Linked DNA regions of Homo sapiens: region 2 is linked to region 1. A link is an interaction called in ENCODE POLR2A ChIA-PET data of the cell type or tissue named here. Cell type or tissue: HepG2. All regions are shown on one strand. Each heading gives the region's core, and the rest is flanking DNA. Links, peaks and the distances in the headings are about the cores only.

Region 1 (4,384 bases), core at 272-4,271:
GGGAGTTCAGGCATATGTTGTATGAGATGGGACCCTGAGGGCCGGGCGCGGTGGCTCAAGCCTGTAATCCCAGCACTTTGGGAGGCCGAGGCAAGTGGATCACGAGGTCAGGAGATCGAGACCATCCTGGCCAACACGGTGAAACCCCGTCCCTACTAAAAAATACAAAAAATTAGCCAGGCGTGGTGGCGGGCGCCTGTAGTCCCAGCAACTCGGGAGGCTGAGGCAGGAGAATGGCGTGAACCCAGGAGGTGGAGCTTGCAGTGAGCCGAGACAGCGCCACTGCACTCCAGCCTGGGCAACAGAGCAAGACTCCTCAAAAAAAAAAAAAAAAAAAAAAAGAGATGGGACCCTGAGAGTCTGTGGGGGAGGAAGTATGGAAAGAGATTAACCTGGCGTGTCAGTGAGATCTCAAGACTAGGATTTAGGCCAGGCACGGTGGCTTATGCCTGTAATCACAGCACTTTGGGAGGACGAGACAGGAGGATCACTTAAGCCCTAGACTTCGGACTTCGATACCAGCCTCAGCAACAGAGCAAGACCTAGTCTCTACAGAAAATAAAAAACTTAGCCAGGTGTGGTAGTGTGCACCTGTAGTCCCAGCCACTCGTAAGGCTGAGGCAGGAGGATCACTTGAGCCCAGGAGTTCAAGACCAGCCTGGGCAACATAGTGAGATGCTGTCTTTACAAAAAAATTAGCTGACCAAGGTGATGTGAGCCTGTAGTCCCAGCTACTCAGGAGGCTGAAGTGGGAGGATTTGCTTAAGCCCAGGAGATCGAGGCTGCAGTGAGCTATGATTGCACCACTGCACTTCAGCCTGGGTGACAGTGCAAGAGCCTGTCTTGAGGAGGGAAAAAAAAAGAAGGAAAAGAGGCTGGGCGCGGTGGCTTGCGCCTGTAATCCCAGCACTTTGGGAAGCCAAGGCGGGAGGATCACGAAGTCAGGAGATCGGGCCATCCTGGCTAACACGGTGAAACCCTGTCTCTACTAAAAATAAATTAGCTGAGCGTGGTGGCAGGCGCCTGTAGTCCCAGCTACTCAGGAGGCTGAGGCAGGAGAATGGCGTGAACCCAGGAGGCAGAGCTTGCAGTGAGCGGAGATCACGCCACTGCACCGCAGCCTGGGCAACAGAGCGAGACTCCGTCTCAAAAAAAAAAAAAAAAAAGAAGGAAAAGAAAAGAACAGATTTGTGGTTCTCAATCTTCAGCCTGTATCAGCATCACCTGGAGGGCTTGTTCAGCCACAGATGGCAGGGCCCCACCCCCAGAGTTTCTGATTCAATCAATTTGGGAAGTGGCCTGAAATTTGGCATTCCTTTTTCTCTCTCCTTCCCGCCCTCTCTCCTTTCGTTTTTTTTTTTCTTTCTCTGTCGCCCAGGCTGAAGTACAGTGGCGTGATCTCCGCTCGCTACAACCTCCGCTTCCCAGGTTCAAGCGATTCTCCTGCCTCTGCCTCCCAAGTAGCTGGGATTACAGGTGCCTGCCACCACGCCCAACTAATTCTTTTGTATTTTTAGTAGAGATGAGGTTTCACCGTGTTAGCCAGGATGGTCTCAATCTACTGACCTCGTGATCCACCCGCCTTGGCCTCCCAAAGTGCTGGGACTATAGGCATGAGCCACAACCCCTGTTTTTGTTTATTTCTTTCTTTTTTTGAGACAGGGTCTTGCTCTGTCACCCAGGCTGGAGTACAGTGACACAGTCATAGTTCACTGCAGCTTCAACCTTCCAGGCTCAAGCAATCCTTTCATCTCAAGCTCCTGAGTAGCTGGGACCACAGGCGCACGCCATCTTGCCTGGCCAATTTTTTATAGAGATGGGGTCTCGCTGTGTTCTCCAGGCTGGTCTCAAACTCCTGCCTCACAAAGTGCTGGGATTACAGGCTTGAGCCACTGCACCAGGCCTTAATTTGACATTTCTTTTCTTTTTCTTTTTTTTTTTTTTTTGAGACAGAGTCTCGCTCTGTTGCCCAGGCTGGAGTGCAGTGGCATGATCTCAGCTCACTGCAACCTCTGCCTCCTGGGTTCAAGCGATTCTCCTGCCTGAGCCTCCCGAGTTAACTGGGACTACAGGCATGCTCCACGATGCCAGACAATTTTTGTATTTTTAGTAGAGATGTGGGGGGTTTCACCATATTGGCCAGGCTGGTCTCGAACTCCTGACCTCAAGTGATCCACCTGCCTTGGCTTCCCAAAGTGCTGGGATTACGGGCTTGAGCCACCATGCCTGGCCTAATTTGACATTTCTAACAAGTTCCCAGGTGAGGCTGCTGCTCCTGGTTTGAGAATCACTGAACTAAACCAGTACTGGCTGGGATGTGAGTCAGCCTGGAGACTCCCAGCCCCTGGAGGCCAGGGATCAGCTCTCATCAACTTCCATTTCTGCTAAGTGACTGCTCAGAGGCACAGGCAGGTGTCCTCCACAGCACTGTCTGAACAGTTCGTGGAAGCCAGGCAGGCTTCTCTTCATCGGCCCTTGCACAATGGTGCTGGTTGCTTTGGCAACAGCCAGCAGCAGCCAAGCAATTTTGAGCACAGAATCCTGGGGCTTGTGTCATACTGGGGAGACAGGGCAAAGGTTCTGGCCCATTGGCATGTGAACGCGAATGGGGAGGAAGAGGGGGAGAAAGGGCGTGGCTTCCGAGGCCCCCTCTCACCCGAACACCCTCTCATTTCCCCAGAAGCTTGCTCTGGCTCCCGCATGCAAACCCAGAAGAGCTGAAACTTTGATTGCGTAACAGAGGGGAACAAAGGATGGAGTGAAACTGGGGCGGGTATGCGGGCAGTAGGAAGGAGAAAGAAGCCATCCTGGGCTCTGAGAACCGCTGGGTGCACCAGGCCATGTCACACACACAGCAACTCATTTAATCCTCACGCAACTGCCTGGGTCCGTGTGCCCAGGACCCATCCATGGCCACACAGCTAGCCGGAAACCTGATCTGCTGTAGCTAAAGGCCATGTTTGCTTTCTCAGTTCAGGGCCGCCTCTTTGAAATGCCTCTTTGGCCGTGTTAGGAAGACCCAGGGGTTTGGGGCAGCAAGGAGGCAGGAAGAAGGTCTGGGGGAGTTATTTGGACAATGAAGAGAGCCAGGCGGGTCAACCATCCTCTTGGCTTTGCACTTGACAGCAACCGCCTCCCTCCTGTTTCTCATTTTCTTTTATTATTAAATGCTCTAATTTTCTTTTATTATTATTGTTTTTTAAACATAGAGATGGGGTTGGCCGAGCACAGTGGCTCACGCCTGTAATCCTAACACTTTGGGAGGCCGAGGTGGGTGGATCACAAGGTCAGGAGTTCAAGACCAGCCTGGCCAACATCGTGAAACCCCGTCTCTACTAAAAATACAAAAAAATTAGCCAGGCATGGTGGCACGCACCTGTAATCCTAGCTACTTTGGAGGCTGAGGCAGGCAGGAGAATCGCTTGAACCCAGGAGGCAGAGGTTGCAGTGAGCCAAGGTCGCACCACTGTACTCCAGCCTGGGCAACAGAGCGAGACTCGGTCTCAAAGAAAAAAAAAAAAAGATACTTGGCCAAGGCCATGCACTTGGTTCCGTCTAATTGGAATTTGTCCCCTGATCTCCAGAGAGAGATTCTGCGCTTCTACACTTTGGTGATGTTCTCATCCCTGACCCTGTAGGGTTATCTCAACCCAGGAAATCTGCAAACTCACTTGCCTTGCACCCTCATGGACGCCTCTCAAGGGGAATAAACCATCCTGTCCAAAGGTCATGGTGTGATACTGGAGACACATGAGACACGGTGTCAGAGGCCGCTGTGACATTTGGAGTTCTGGGAAAGTGGGAGCACCTCCTCTAAGGATCAACCACACCCCTCTAGCATCTATGGTGGAAGCCAATCCAGCTTCTCTCAGTGCCAAGCTAATCTGGGATCCACTTTTTCTTTTTTTCTTTTCTTTTTTTTTTTTTTTTCAGAGACAGAGTTTGGCTCTGTTGTGTAACACGGTTAAACTTTGGCCATGTTAGGAGGACCTAGGGGTGTGGGGCAGCAAGGAGACCGGAAGAAGGTCTGGGGAAGTTATTTGGACAATGAAGAGAGCCAGGTGGGTCAACAATTCTCTGTGCTTTGCACTTGACAGCAACCGCCACCCCCCCTCCTGTTTCTCTGCTCTCATTTTATCTTTTATTTTTATTTTTTTAAAACATAAAGATGGGGTTGGCCGAGAGCTCTGTTGCCCAGGCTGGAGTGCAGTGGCACAATCACAGTTCACTGTAGCCTCAGCCTCCAGGCTCAAGCGATCCTCCCACCTCAGCCTCCTGAGTAGCTGGGACTACAGGCACGCGCCACCACACCTGGCTAATTTTTTATTTTTTGTAGAGGCGGGGCCTTGCTATGATGCCCAGTTTGGTTTCAAACTTCTGGCTT
Region 2 (4,384 bases), core at 276-4,275, 190 kb before region 1:
TCTTTGTCTAGCTTTGGTATCAGGGTAATCCTGACCTCATCAAATGAATTAAGGAGTGTTCCCTTCTCTTCAATTTTTTGGAAAAGCTTGAGAAGAACTGGTGTTAGTTCTAAACGATCTTGTAAAGCCAGGCATGGTGGCACATGTCTGTAGGCCCAGCTACTTGGGAGGCTTAAGTGGGAGGATCACTTGAGGCCAGGAGTTCAAGGCCATAGTGCACTATGATCATGCCTATGAATAGCCACTGCACTGCTACCTGGGCAATACGGTGAGACTCTATCTTGTAATTTTTTTTAATTAATGCCTTTTTAAGAGTTAAAATCATGTACTGGTTAATTTCACTAAAACCAGAAATTAGTGGAAGGCTTGATTAAGGGAGGCTTTATTTGATGTTAACTTACCATTCCATAGACTATAAAGAACATTATAAAAAAACCCTCTAAAGTGACACATGCCCCAAATGACCAAGACATAAGCAAACCTTTTAAATTACTCATCTTTCATATGTGTGTTTGTTCCCCTACTATTATCACTGTGTCTTCTGTCTTTTGTCTACCTATGAGAACTGCACACTATCTGTGGCAATATTGTGCTCCCAAAAGTCCAGAATTTCCCCCAAAGTATTAATATGTTGTGGATATAATGTGTAATATAGCACATCCTGTGTTATCAGGATATTCCCTGTGAAAGACTTACAAATTAGCAACCTTCTAAGATTTTGAGTTCTAATGTCCTAATTTGTGGGTAAATTATCTCCAACTCTTAGATTGCAACATCACTTGAGTAACTCTTTAGCAAACTCTTTAGCAAAGTATCACAATTACACTGCTTAGGCTTTTTAATACTAGCATTAATAATTCATGATGCTTGTGTACTGATCACCAAGCAAGGACCAATAAAATCTTGGCTATAACAAAGGAGGAAAAAAAGATGGTGAAATGTAGACATTTACAGACATACAAAGTTTAAGAGAGTTCACTGGGCAGAGAGCTTCTTACAAAAAGAGCCATGTAGTTTCTCTCCCAAAAGAGATACAAGTTCAGCCTCAAGGAAAGTTCAGAACTCCTAGGATAGTCCTATTTATAGTCTGGAAGGGACATTTGAGATCAAAAACGCCATCCTAAAGTTTTTTACTTTTTTGGACATTATCCTGATTACCCAATGAGCCCAAGATGGAAACCAGAGGAGAGGATAGAGGGGAAGCCGTCTGGCTCCAGGGAAGGCATGAGTGGAATTTCAGTCCAGACCTCTCTCTGAGGTATGCCCTCTTTCCTGGCCTCTGCATCTGCAGCTGACTTTTCACCAGGAAAGATCTCAGGGCCTCATCCCTTATCACCTGCTGCTTGTCAACCAGCACTTGGGAGAGAGAGGGCTCCTCCACCAGTCCCCTGCCAGTCTTGGGGTGAGGGGGCAGCGTAGCTCTCATAATGCCTCCCTCTGGTAGCTCTTCTGAGCTTGGTGAGAAGCGCACACTCATCTGGGGTTACTTTCCAAGGAGAAGGTATTTTTAAATAGAAACGAGAAGTAATTATAAAGAAATGACTGCCTGGCAACAGAAATCTAAATCCCAAGCCCCAAGCTGGTGACAGTTGTAGCATGAACATCTGGTGATTCTATAATTAAAACATTGACACCTCACCGTCGCTCGGCTCCCTGCAGCCCCACAGAAAACCTGGTGTAACTTTGCTCTTCTTTACGGGGGGAAAAAAAGTTATTTTCTTCCCTTTCTTCTCTGTTCAGACATAACATCATCAACATAGCTCTTTAAATATCTGTGCCGGGAAGCTATATTTAGCTACTATTTGGCCCTCAAAATGAGCCTGATTTCCTGTGGCAAAAAGTTCTCAGCAACAAGGAGAGAGGCCAGGAGTGTTCCAGGCACTGACAAACAGCTTTAAAACTTGAGATGCCCAAATGATGTGAAAAAGTTAACTGAGTGCTTTTTCTGGATAGGTGGCTCACACTCCAATAGTAGGGGGAAAAATCACAAAGGGGTGTGTGTTTGGTCTGAACGTTTCCAGAGTCATCCTGGAGAACAGCTTGACGAGGGGCAACTCTTTGGGCCCATATGTTGTACACATCCCTCTTTCACAGGCAGGAGGGGAATCCATTCAATCATTCATTCACTCATTCACTCTCACTTATTCACTCACTCTCTCATTTACTCCCTCATACACATACTCCTTTATTCACTCACATTCCTTCACTCTCATTCACTCATTTACTCACTCTGTCAATCTCTGATTTACTCACTCATTCAATCCCTCATTCACTCTTTCATTCACTCTCTCATTTACTCATTCATTCACTCACTCATTCATTCACTCACTCATTTACTCATGCATTCAGTCACTCATCCATTCATTTATATACTCCTTCATTCACTCACTCATTCATTCACTCATTCACTGACTTGCTAACTCATTTACTCACAAATTCAATCATTCATTCACTTACTCAATTACTCACATATTCAACCATTCATTCACTCACTCATTTACTTATCCATTTGGTCACTTACTTATTCATTCACTCACTCAACACATTTCCTCAGTAGCCCTTATGTGCAAAGCCCTGTGGCCTACAGGAGCTCTGGGTCATAAAGCAGAGAAGACACAAACCAGGGCCATCCCTGAAAAGGGCCCTTGGAAGGGCACAAAGTGAGTGCCATGGGGAACCTGGCCGGCAGTGGGCGCTTCCACTGGAGGCATTAGGGAAAGCTGTGGGCAGAAGAAACAGCCACCAGCCCTGGCTTTGGCTCTAGACCCTCTCGTTCAACACACACAATGAGCCTAGGTGTCAGTTCAAGATCCCATATTATGGGTGCAATGACATAGTTCCCAGGGTCTCCACAAAGTAATAAGGAACAGAACTGAAGCTGGAACTAAGACTGACTGCCAAGTCTTACTAGTATCCGGTGCTAGCTGCACTGCGACAGGGGGAGGCAGACAGCAAAATTTCTGCAAGGCTGCTTAGGAAGGTTCTACTCCATCTCTGCCTCCAAGACCCAGGGCAAACAGAGCAGCTCCTCTTCAAAGCAGGCAATGGACATTCTCCACCCTCTGATGCAACGCGGGCTATTCCAGCTTTCCCTCTTTGGAAACCATCCTGTCCTGTTCCTCTGCATATGTGGGTCTCTAGAGTCCCCAGGGATGAAAGGCCTGGTGGGGCAAGGGAAAGCACATTCACTTAGCCCTAAGGGTTTGCTGAGTGACATGCCATTTTTTTTTTTTTGAGGTGGAGTCTCGCTCTGTTGCCCAGGCTGGAGTGCAGTGGCATGATCTTGGCTCACTGCAACCTCTGCCTGCCTCCCGGGTTCAAGCAATGCTCCTGCCTCAGCCTCCCGAGTAGCTGGGACTACAGGCGTGCACCACAATGCCCAGCATTTTTTGTATTTTTAGTAGAGACAGGGTTTCACTATGTCAGCCAGGTTGGTCTCAATCTCCTGACCTCAAGTGATCCGTCCATCTCAGCCTCCTAAAGTGCTGGGATTACAGGCATGAGCCACTGTGCCCAGCCTCTTTTTTTTTTTAACATTTTATTTTATTTCATTTTATTTTATTTTTTCTTTTTGTTTGAGATGGAGTCTCACTCTTTCATCTAGGCTGGAGTGCAGTGGCGCCATCTTGGCTCACTGCAACCTCTGCCTCCCGGGTTTAAGTGATTCTCCTGCCTCAGCCTCCCAAGTAGGTGGGACTACAGGTGTGCGCCATCATGCCCGGCTAATTTTTGTATTTTTAGTGGAGATGGGGTTTCACCATGTCAGCCAGGCTGGTTTCGAACTCCTGGCCTCAGGTGATCCTCCCACCTTGGCTCCCAAAGTGCTGGGATGACAGGCGTGAGCCGCCGCGCCTGGCCTTTTTAACATTTTAGTTTGAGATAATTTTAAATTTTCAGAGGAGCTGCAAAAGTAGTGCAGAGTTCCCAGACACCCTTTGCCCAGTTTCCCCTTGTATTAACTAACATCTTTTTTTCTTTTTTTTTTTTTTTGAGACAGAGTCTCTCTCTGTCAGCCAGGCTGGAGTGCAGTGGCACAATCTCGGCTCACTGCAACCACTGCCTCCCGGGCTCAAGCAATTCTCCTGCCTCAGCCTCCCGAGTAGCTGGGATTACAGGGGTGTGCCACCATGCCCGGCTAATTTTTGTATTTTTAGCAGAGATGGGGTTTCACCATGTTGGCCAGGCTGGTCTTGAACTCCTAACCTTAGGTAATCCACCTGCCTCGGCCTCCCAAAGTGCTGGGATTACAGGTGTGAGCCACCGTGCCCGACCTAACTAACATCTTCTATAACCATGGAAGAGTCACTGAAACTAAGAAATTCACTCTAGTACAATACCATTAACTATACTACACAATGAATTTGGATTTCACCAGTGTTTCCAC

What was found. Peaks named below come from ENCODE experiments on the same cell type or tissue, not always from the same donor. Only the 100,000 strongest peaks of a DNase experiment are listed, where the experiment ranks them.
Region 2: POLR2A ChIA-PET joins it to region 1 with 5 read pairs; 3 of 35 experiments call an interaction of 5 or more read pairs at or near these places.

What each region holds. Positions count from the first base shown.
Region 1 is chr7:75,903,571-75,907,954 of GRCh38, forward strand. No RefSeq gene overlaps it. Among named protein-coding and RNA genes, the nearest start is that of POR, 9.4 kb to the right of the region's middle. RefSeq lists an enhancer at 2,769-3,339. In HepG2, for the core only: no CTCF peak of the experiment used is centred there; DNase peaks (open chromatin) are centred at 2,541, 2,931, 3,891 and 3,991.
Region 2 is chr7:75,710,481-75,714,864 of GRCh38, forward strand. The region is part of intron 1 of HIP1 (huntingtin interacting protein 1); the gene reads right to left. Among named protein-coding and RNA genes, the nearest start is that of HIP1, 26 kb to the right of the region's middle. In HepG2, for the core only: a CTCF peak has its summit at 2,688; no DNase peak of the experiment used is centred there.